2 separate regions of the Homo sapiens genome follow, and region 1 is linked to region 2. The links are chromatin loops, found by intact Hi-C in ENCODE. Cell type or tissue: IMR-90. All regions are shown on one strand. Links, peaks and the distances in the headings refer to the core of each region. The heading gives the core; the rest is flanking DNA. Region 1 has its middle 270 kb from the start of PRKD1. Region 2 has its middle 180 kb from the start of PRKD1.

What was found. Peaks named below come from ENCODE experiments on the same cell type or tissue, not always from the same donor. Only the 100,000 strongest peaks of a DNase experiment are listed, where the experiment ranks them.
Region 1: a loop joins it to region 2, with 4 times the contacts of the local background. A loop is called at or near these places in 1 of 110 quality-filtered maps.

The regions. Positions count from the first base shown.
Region 1 is chr14:30,190,572-30,195,957 of GRCh38, reverse strand. No RefSeq gene overlaps it. Among named protein-coding and RNA genes, the nearest start is that of PRKD1, 270 kb to the right of the region's middle. In IMR-90, for the core only: no CTCF peak of the experiment used is centred there; DNase peaks (open chromatin) are centred at 1,007 and 1,987; H3K4me3 peaks cover 197 bases; H3K27ac peaks cover 3,510 bases.
Region 2 is chr14:30,106,739-30,112,124 of GRCh38, reverse strand. No RefSeq gene overlaps it. Among named protein-coding and RNA genes, the nearest start is that of PRKD1, 180 kb to the right of the region's middle. In IMR-90, for the core only: no CTCF peak of the experiment used is centred there; a DNase peak (open chromatin) is centred at 2,624; H3K27ac peaks cover 202 bases.

The DNA of each region.
Region 1 (5,386 bases), core at 92-5,091, 84 kb before region 2:
ATTTGGCTTTTGGACATTTCTCCAGCGTGTGCTTATGGCATATTTCAATAATAGTCCAAAATAAAATAGAACTCATTTAATTCACATTAGCTTGCTGAAGAATGCCATGTCTAATAGCTGTGACTTTCTTTGTGCAGTGATTTTGATAGAAGTGAACACTGTACTTTATTCCATGCATTAAGGTGGATGGTACTTTGAGTTTCTAATCTAGGAATTGATTAATCAATTGATTGGTTGACTGATTGATTCATTCATTCACCTAACCTATTTATTGAGTAAGGGAAAAAGATACTGGTGAGTGAAATTGGCTTGGGTAGTTTAACTTCACCAGAAATCTCTAGCAGGTCATGATCCAGAAACCATTGATATCAACATCTGAGATTGTTCTGAATGACTGGGCCAGAAGCCTTTTTAATATAGTCTTAGAGGAATAATGATCATTTATCACCATAAAACAATCTAGCTTTGCTTTTACTAGCCAGATGTCATACTTCTTTATTTTTCTTAAGCATAATCTTTCTCTTTATTTTCATAATTGAATCCGCTCATGAACATTTATGGCCTTTTCCATTTAGTTGCCTGTCCTAGAACAGGTTCTGCAAAGATAGCCCTGCATCTTTGAGTACAGTAAGGCAACCAAGTCACCATTAGTACCTGTTACATAATGGCTACCATTTAGTAGTTACACTAAAGGCATATAAAATGCTTCTCAAACATTATCTAATCTAATTCTCACTATAGCCCTGTGTTAGACATTCTTATTTCTATGTAAAAAATGAAGCACCCAGGGTTTAGAGTTTAAATAACTTACTTAAAGCCTTCCTGATGAAAGTGGAAGTGTGGAGCTTTGAAATACAGGCCTCTGTGGCTCCAAAGTCTCTGTCCTTCAAACTGTACTGGTTTTTACCACACAGAATAAGTACTTTGAAATTCATTTCATTTTGCCTCCTTTTAAGGTAATAGCCATTTTATTTCTTCTGGCTGACTTTCTGCAATTACTTTCCAGTGCAATGACTCATTGATAAATCTCTGCTTTGGAATTCTTTCTTTGTAGATGTTGTATCTCTGGGTAGTGGCCTCCTGCCCGCACCCCCCCCGCTTTTTTTTTTTATTCAAGAGCAGACACAGAGTCTCTTCCCTTATGTCTCCACCTCCCTCAGCACTTTCTCTGCTAATCTTCCCTGTCAAAGTCTCATTCTCCTTACTGACTTATCATCTCTATCCCTTATTTTTGTATGACTGGAAAGAAATGTGCTAAGAATACATTTTTATAAATTGGAAAAAAGTATTTTTGGATACGAATAGGTGAAGAGTTGGTAGGAAAATATAGCCATATTTGTAGTCTAACTGCCTATAGAAAATCCACGTGTGTTTACTGTCTTTGCATGTTTCCAATGCTCATGGACGTGTGTCAGAACTAGGCACTGTTTTGTTATATTATCCAGATTTAAATGCTGCACAGGAATTCAAGAACCAGGTGGAGACTTAATTAAGTCATTGGATGCAAGAAATAGTTTCCATCCATTTGGTCTTTGCACTTGATGTTGAAGATATGTACTTGAGAATATTGTATAACTTACAGGCCCAAATAATATTCTAAAGATAGGAAACTTGGTGGTACATGCCATCTAAATGCACAGGATAAAGGCGATGTAAGTAAAACCACTCAACAGCTGCTACAAGTGTGCTGCTATAAAAAAGCTCTGTTACAAGATGTCATTAGAATGCAGGGCTCATCCCAAGTAACATATATCATCACGCCTCTTGTCTTAGGGTTTCTTTCTTTTCTTTCCTCATGCTAGATGAGTGTAAATAATTTCATTCCTATTTTTTATATAAATAAACTCTGAAACAAAACTTGGTTCTGAGACCAGAAAAGAGCCAGTTAGATTCCAGTTTTCCTTTTTATTGTGAAATAATGACATTTTTAGGCTATGACATTTCAGCAATGTTTTAGGAATCTTTATTGCTTAATTGGAACATACTAAATAGATGAGGAGGCTCTGGGAGAGACGTTTCTCTACACATTCTTTTAGCTGATATGCATTGAATTGGCACACTCCGTCTCCTCTGCTTATGATGTGGACATTAGCTTCTCTCTCTTCTAAATCTCCCATTCATGGCTTCCTGTTTGGCCCCACTCTTGCTGCCCCGGTCTCTCGGTCTCTCATTATCGCAGTCTCAGCAGTCACTTAACTCTACCCTTGCCTCAAGTCAGGCTCATCTTCAACCCATCTTCCCTAAGATTTCTAGAGTGAGGGTGTAATATCACTCTCACTTTAAAAAGGGCAGTGGCAATCTAAAGTCTACTATATAAAATTTAAAATCTATATCAGAACATACAAAGTACTTTATAATCAAGCCCCAGTTTAATTTTCAAGTGTTATCTCCTGAATACTCCACCATCTTCTCACTACATTATATATCCTATATTTTAGCCAAAACAGGCCACTGGACATTTTCTGAATGTGCCACATTTCTTCACTGCTATTGGTTTTGGTACTTGCTATTCTTCACGTAATGACATTTTCCTCCATTGTCAGGTTGGGGAGATGTTCATCATTTATATCTTGTTTCCGATGTCAACTCCTCTCTGAAATATGCCATGTTAGCCCTTGGAGAATTAGGTGGCGACTTATATAGCATCTACTTTTGTGTTCATCTCCTCTAATGTTGATTGGGTAAGTTTGTTTATTCATGTGACTATAAATTCCTTGAGGATGGAGTTTGGATTCTTTCACTTTTGAATCCACAAAACCTTTTTTTTTTATGGGAAACTGTTGGTGCCTTTTTAATAAGTTGTGGTGAGGAGAGTTCAAATTACAGCATAACAGAATTCGTTTAGTGAATTAGCACAGTCTGTAGTTAGCATATCATATAGCAGTATTATTCAGTTAAGGAAAAATACAGTTGAAACACATTACATTTTAATTCCCTGTGAGTAAAGTGATAAGTAAATGTCAAATCATCATTGGGAGAACATGGAAATAGTCAAGCATAACGAACCTACAGAAAGATAATTATCTCCAAATTTAGGAAGCACATTGACCTACCTACCCACCTCTTTCAGCACAGTGTCTGTAACATAAAAGGTACTCAATACACATTTTCTAAATGAAAATAATAATTTTGAACTCACCTGAAAAGTAATATAAACTTAATTCAGCTTGTGTATGATGTTACAATACTATAGTAAGTACAGAGTTTGAAGTAACTCATGCCTTCCCAAACAGAAACATGAAAATACCTGTCATGTATATGCTGGCCTCTATACTTCAACTCAGAAGGCAAAGGCACATAATGGCTATTTGTCCGACATTTAGTAATACTAATATTGATCAGAGGGTTCCAATAGCGAAAAACCTAAAGCTTCCATTTTAAGTTCTCCATCAAACTTTCTTCTAAGGGGTTTATGTATTGGTGATTGTTGCCTAATTCAATTATCTTATTAGCAGTTTCAGAATAATGATTTTTAAAAATTCTGTCATTTATTTTAAATTTATTAGCTGGAATTATTTCAAAAGCAAGCAAACAAAAATCTTTTGCTGATCAAATATGGTTATTGGGTTATCCTTATATACAGTTCATACAGGAAAGGCAAAACTTATTGCCAAATTTCAGAGTAAAGAATTGGTACCCTAGTTACTTTCAATGGTGTTCAGCAATATATTAATATATGTGCTTTTGAGTTTATTCCTGTTATTTAGTATCATGCATTGTCCTTCTGGATTAGGATTTATAAAACATTGTCCTTTGTCCTTCAAGATTCCTAAAACATTGTTTGAAAAGTCATAGCCTAAAAATGTCATTATTTCACAATCAAAAAGAGAATTGGAGTCTAACTGGCTCTTCTCTGGTCTCGGAACCAAGTTTTGTTTCAGAGTTGACTTATATAAACATAGGAATGAGATTATTTATGCTCATCGAGCATGAGGAAAGAAAAGAAAGTACCACTATCCATCCATTCTGGCCATAAAAAATGCTCTGTCTCTGATTCATGTCACCCCTTTAATATCAAGGAATTGTGTAATAATCTTCAACACAAGTCTATGATTGATTTCTTATACCAATCAGCCTGTCAACTTCAGCAAGGTAAGAACCAATTATCTTAACAGCTGGCACCAAAATTCCTCTGAGGGAGAGATCAATCTTTGCTTGGGAAACTATCTTGATAAATTGCTTGGAATAGAAGAGGACACAGAGGGGGTGGAAGAGAGAAGAGAAAAAGAAGCTAGGTAATATGATGAGAACCTGGAGCCCAAGTGAATAAAATTAGCTGAGGGATTTTTTTTTTTTTTTGTAAAGAAAGAACAGGGATATCTAATGTTTAATATTACATTGTTTGTGGCAGAAATTATTGCCACTTCTCCCAAAACTTCAGTGACACATACTATATAACATACTTGAAAGCCTGATATAAGGGCATAAAATGTTTAATGTATGTTAGGAGAGGGAAAACCAAGAAAAGAGGTTGAGTTCCTTATCTGTGTCAATCTGATGCAAACAGAGACCATACAAGTGGAAAAGTAAGACAGTAAGTTGGATTAATCAAGCAGAGAAAGGAGTTGAAAGCCATAGCTGGGTCTGCAAACTGAAGCCTTCTCTAAATTCTCAGAAATTCTGGAAGAAAATGTTGGAAATTCCTCAGGAAATGGAAAGGTGAGTTGAGCCAATCATTTGTAAACCTTAGGCCACAAGCTAACACAACTGATACAGAGAAATTGTATGAAATATATCTCAAATGCTTATAGCAGCATGTACTGATTGTCCTTTTCACCCTCTTCTGGCATAGGCTAAAACTTCTCCCTCTGCTTCCGCTTTGGTAATGGCTTCCTTAGTTGTTCCTTTGCTTCTTAGCTCTGAGTTCAGTCATCTATCTCCACTTGGAACTTGATGCTACCTTTCCTGCCAGGCCTCTGGATCATGCCAATTTTCATTTGGAAAAATGGCTTCTATCTCACAGTGCATGGAGTCTCAGAGTTTAGGCTCAGGGTTTTATGCTCTTTACAGGATGCCTCTCAAAAGATGGACCAGTTCACTGCCTTGATTCCTACCCACGCTGCTGGCTGATCTGACTATTCCAGGAGCAGCGAGTTTGAAGTTCTCTTTTGTGTTCATCTTATTCCCACTTTTAAGTCTTTTGCAAGCATGTGCTTCATGTCTGAAATTTCCTTTCACTCTTTCTCTTTTCCCAAGTAATCTGTAAAAATTATTAAAATAATGAAGGTTAATATTTTCTGTAATACATTTGAAAAGATCATTTATGTAGAACATATTATCACTGTATTAGCTATCTATTGCTACGTAACAAATTTGTGAAGAAAGATATGTTTTCTTGTTTGTGATGAAAGATAGGAGATATAAATGTATGTTTGTCTGCTGCTGA
Region 2 (5,386 bases), core at 274-5,273:
GATGTTTCTAATTTTTACTCTTAAAAACAATGCTACAGTAAATATCCTTTTAACTTGTTGATTATTTCTTTATAATAAATTTCTAGAATTTGTGGTTTTAAGTCAGAGTGTGCATACTTAAATATTTGAATCATTACATAGTTGCTCACCAGAAGAGGTGGGCCAATTTATACTAATGTATACTGGGCATAAAAGTGCTTGTTTCCCCATATCCTCTCCAATATTTGATACTATTTATCTTTTAATTCTTTCTCAACCTGCCTGGGGAAGCATTGATCACTCATAGTTGGTTTTTTTTTTTTATTTATTGATTTTTAACAATCTGGAGCATCTTTTCATTTGTTTATTGGTCATTTATTTCTGAGTTCTCTGTGTATGTAATTCGCCCATTGTTATACTGGGTTGTTAATGTTTTTCTTATTGATTAATAAGGATGGTTCATATAATAAGGAGATTAACATTTTGAGCCTTATGTGTGCTACAAAAAGAATTCACCAGTTTGCTCTTTGCTTGTTTTTGACTTTTGTATGTTTTGACATGGAGAAGCTTTTGCTTTTTAAAAATAGTTTATTGTAAATCTTTCCTGTTATTGCTTCTGAATTTGGAGTTATGCTCAAAAAGACATTTACCACCCTGAGACATAAAAATATTCTCTCATATTTACTTGTGGTTCTTATAGCATTTACTTTTTACATTTTGAATCTATATTTTAGAAAAGTTTTTAGAATTTTGCATTTATTAGTACAAACTTACATGCCCCATTTTTCTCTAGTTTTAATCTCCCATAATGTGGGGTTTAACTTATGCATTTGTTTTTTCTCCTTTGTTCTTTACCAGTTTCTTCAATGATTGTACCAGACAGAAACTGCTTGCCCTAAAACATGGACTGAGGGGTTACCAGATGGTTTTCTTATGGGTGCAGTAGACAGAACCACGGTTGCAGGTGGACTTTTCATCAAATGTGCTAGATAGAAGGGGGGCAGTGGTGCTCTAGTGGATAGGAATAAATTCTCATCTCTTTGGCTCAACCTATTGATAGGACCCCTCTATAATTATCTGTGGTGGAAGAAATATGCATATTTAGCACGTGGCTATAGGTGTTGTTTGAGTTACCTTATTGAGAAATTTGGAGACAGGTAGATTCAATGTAGACTTAGGTTATCACATTGATTCCAAAAACCAATAAACATAAATTACAAGTGCTAACATCAGAAATATTTTTGGTTATAAGAAATTTAAACACACAAGGTTATCCCATTCTGCAACAGTTTCATTTATTATGTTGTCTATTGTAGTATGTGTTTATATTTGTTGTGTTTTTAATCAAGTATCTATAAAAATATGAATTATTCTAAATCAAAAATCTAAATCATTAAAGCGTTAAATAGCAACTAGCTAAAGAAAATGCCATATGTAAGATATAGATAAATAAGATAGATAGATTCATTCTAAATGAGTTTTGTCCCCTTTTGTCTTCCTTTTGCAATAGAGATATCAATGGGAAAAAACAAAGAAATTTTTTAAAAAAAGAATGGAAATTGAATGTGCTTTCAAATTCCTGGTGCTGGACCATATTTTTAAAACAAGATTCCCTATAATCTTGTTAGATATTAAACCACCAAATAAGACCTACTTCAAAGTTTATTTTCTGTTCCCAGATAATGAAGCCATTTTTTTTTCCAAAGAAAAAAAGTAATGAAAGTAAGAGACACTCCCCTTTGCATGATTCTGCAGAAGCTGAATTTGTTACTAACTGCAACTTCCAGGTACTTTGCAGGTAACTAAGCCAAGAATGTGTGCACAGTCAGTTCAGTGGCTTGACCCTGAAAAACAAGGGTCTCCAGTTAGATCCTAATGAGAAGAAAATTCATAGAAAAAAAAGAAAGAAGACCATAAAGAAACATGACGGCACTTTCAGTCAATTAGGAGAAAAACCTGAGGTTTTGTGTCAGGATGACAATGGGCACCCTTGGTATAAAATATGATTATATCCGTTGTTTCAGACCAGCTAGCAATTCTTATCCCTGACTGGTACCTAAATGCAGATTAAAGCTGCCTTCCTTGGAAGATATTAATACTGGCACTTGTTCTCTAAATTCTTTCTCTTTCAGCCTCAAAGTTCAATTCAAACACCATTTATGTTTTCTTTCTAAAACCAATCTTTCTGCTTTCACTCATGCTATCAACTATAGCTTCTTGTCAGTTTGGGGACTGCGTTAAAGCTATTCCTGCTATTCTTTGATTATACTCAAAGGGAAGTCAAACTATACCGAATAACGAATAGAAAGTGTAAAAGAGTTTATATAAAAATTGGCTCTTCTAAGGAAATAAACTGGGTCTCCTTAAATCATACTTGACAAGCTTAAGAAATTGTTTTTTTCTGAAAAATTATATTGGTCATTATCCTGATGTTTAGTGAAAGATAGACATGTACTGTGTCTGATTAAACACAAACTCTTGGGATCTCAGCTGGGCTTGTAGCATAAAAGAGAATTGAATAATAGCTTATGAATTCATTAGAAATGACAGCAATATTTCAAACATCTCATCTGTTGTATTGATGAGTCACATTAGTAGAATGAAAACTTTCACCACTTTGTATACAAAACCTAGGAAGGCATCATACAGCAGCAATTCATAACATGTACACACTCATCATCTGGTTTGTAAACCATTAGGTTTGGCCCTGAATACACTGTTGGAGAGATGCTTTCAGCCTCTTAGGTTTTAAACAACAGTTTTCACTTGCCAAAATTCTCACTTCATTATTATGAGCATAAAATGAAGTGGTAGCAGCTGGCTCAGGTAAGCTAGCAATTCTCATCTACACTTAACAGCAAATCCTAAATTACAAACCATTTTCTTAGAAAAGTAGAATACTTACATTGGTGCTTTGAAGTCCTTTTCTGGTTTCAATTTCAAAATATTGCTCAAACGACATTCTTAAATTTCCAAACTATCCAACCACAGAAATACCCAAACTCAAGCAATGTACAAATTATTTATTTGGCTACCGTCTTGTACAGAATCCAAAACTTAGAATGTTCAGAAACATCTATTTAATAATGATGGTTTGTCTGAAGTTAAGGGCAAAGCCAGGAAAACCAAGAGCCTAACACCTGAGGAAAGGGGCACACAGTACCAGGAATGGACTACAAATCCACCCTGGAATCTGGCATGCTGGGGAGTCCAGGGAAGACAAGACTAAAGGGTGTCCTCTCACATATTGCCTTTTCTTTAAGCCAGATCGCTGTAGAAAACGTGGCTCAGGAAAACAAGAGTAGTATGCACTTTAATAAAATTTTTTTAAAATTTGACTTTCTTTTCTTTATTATTACACTTTAAGTTCTAGGGTACATGTGCACAACGTGCAGGTTTGTTACATATGTATACATGTGCCATGTGGGTGTGCTGCACCCGTTAACTCGTCATTTACATTAGGTATATCTCCTAATGCTATCCCTCCCCATCCCCTCACCCCACGACAGGCCCCACTGTGTGATGTTCCCCACCCTGTGTCCAAGTGTTCTCATTGTTCAATTCCCACCTATGAGTGAGAACATGCGGTGTTTGGTTTTCTGTCCTTGCGATAGTTTGCTCAGAATGATGGTTTCCAGCTTCATCCATGTCCCTACAAAGGACATGAACTCACTTTCAGGTACACCAATGAGATGTAGATTTGATCTTTTCACATAGTCCCATATTTCTTGGAGTCTTTGTTTGTTTCTTTTTACTCTTTTTTCTCTAAACTTCTCTTCTTGCTTCATTTCATTCATTCGATCTTCAATCGTTGATACCCTTTCTTCCCCTTGATCAAATCAGCTACTGAAGCTCGTGCATGTGTCATGTAGTTCTCGTGCCACGGTTTTCAGCTCCATCAGGTCATTTAAGGTCTTCTCTACACTGTTTATTCTAGTTAGCCATTCGTCTAATCTTCTTTCAAGGTTTTTAGCTTCTTTGCGATGGGTTTGAACATCCTCCTTTAGCTAGGAGAAGTTTGTTATTACCAATCGTCTGAAGCCTTCTTCTCTCAACTCGTCAAAGTCATTCTCTGTCCAGCTTTGTTCCATTGCCAGCGAGCAGCTGCATTCCTTTGGAGGAGAAGAGGCGCTCTGATTTTTAGAATTTTCAGCTTTTCTGCTCTGGTTTCTCCCCATCTTTGTGGTTTTGTCTACCTTTGGTCTTTGATGATGGTGACGTACAGATGGGGTTTTGGTGTTGATGTCCTTTCTGTTTGTTAGTTTTCCTTCTAACAGTCAGGACCCTCATCTGCAGGTCTGTTGGAGTTTGCTGGAGGTCCACTCCAGACCCTGTTTGCCTGGGTATCACCAGCAGAGGCTGCAGAATAGCAAATATTGCAGAACAACAAGTGTAGCTGCCTGATCCTTCCTCTGGAAGCTTCATCTCAGAGAGGCACCTGGCTGTATGAGGTGTCAGTCAGCCCCTACTGGGAGGTGTCTCCCAGTTAGGCTACTTGGGGGTCAGGGACCCACTTGAGGAACAATCTGTCCATTCTCAGATCTCAAACTCCGTGCTGGGAGAGCCACTGCTCTCTTCAAAGCTGTCAGACAGGGACATTTAAGTCTGCAGAAGTTTCTGCTGCCTTTTGTTTGGCTATGCCCTGCCCCCAGAGGTGGAGTCTACAGAGGCAGGCAGGCCTCCTTGAGCTGCAGTGGGAGCCACCCAGTTTGAGCTTCCCGGCCACTTTGTTTACCAACTCAAGCCTCAGCAATGGCAGACACCCCTCCCCCACCCTCGCTGCTGCCTTGCAGTTCGATCTCAGACTGCTGTGCTAGCAGTGAGTGAGGCTCTGTGGGCATGGGACTCTCCGAGCCATGCGCGGGATATAATCTCCTGGTGTGCCGTTTCCTAAGACAGTTGGAAAAGCACAGTATTAAAGTGGGAGTGTCCCGATTTTCCAGGTACTGTCTGTCACGGCTTCCCTTTCCTAGGAAAGGGAATTACCCAACCCCTTGTGCTTCCCCAGTGAGGCGATGCCCCACCCTGCTTCAGTTCACGCTCCGTGGGCTGCACCCACTGTCTGACAAGCCCCAGTGAGATGAACCTGGTACCTCAGTTGGAAATCCAGAAATCACCCATCTTCTGTGTCACTCACGCTGGGAGCTGTAGACTGGAGCTGTTCCTATTTGGCCATCTTGGAACCTCTCCCTAAAAAATTTAACAGGATATTAGAATTGGCCTTAGAGATAGCTGATCATGGTCCACTCAAACCAAAAAGTAAGACAAAATTATCTAAAAAGTATGCTAAAAAGATAGGTTCGAATTGAGGGATTCATAATTGGAATTTTTAATATGATGAATGTTGGGCCCTGATACTGGTAGGCTTCTCAGTTAGACAAGACTCATATTTTCTTCATTTTTAGTT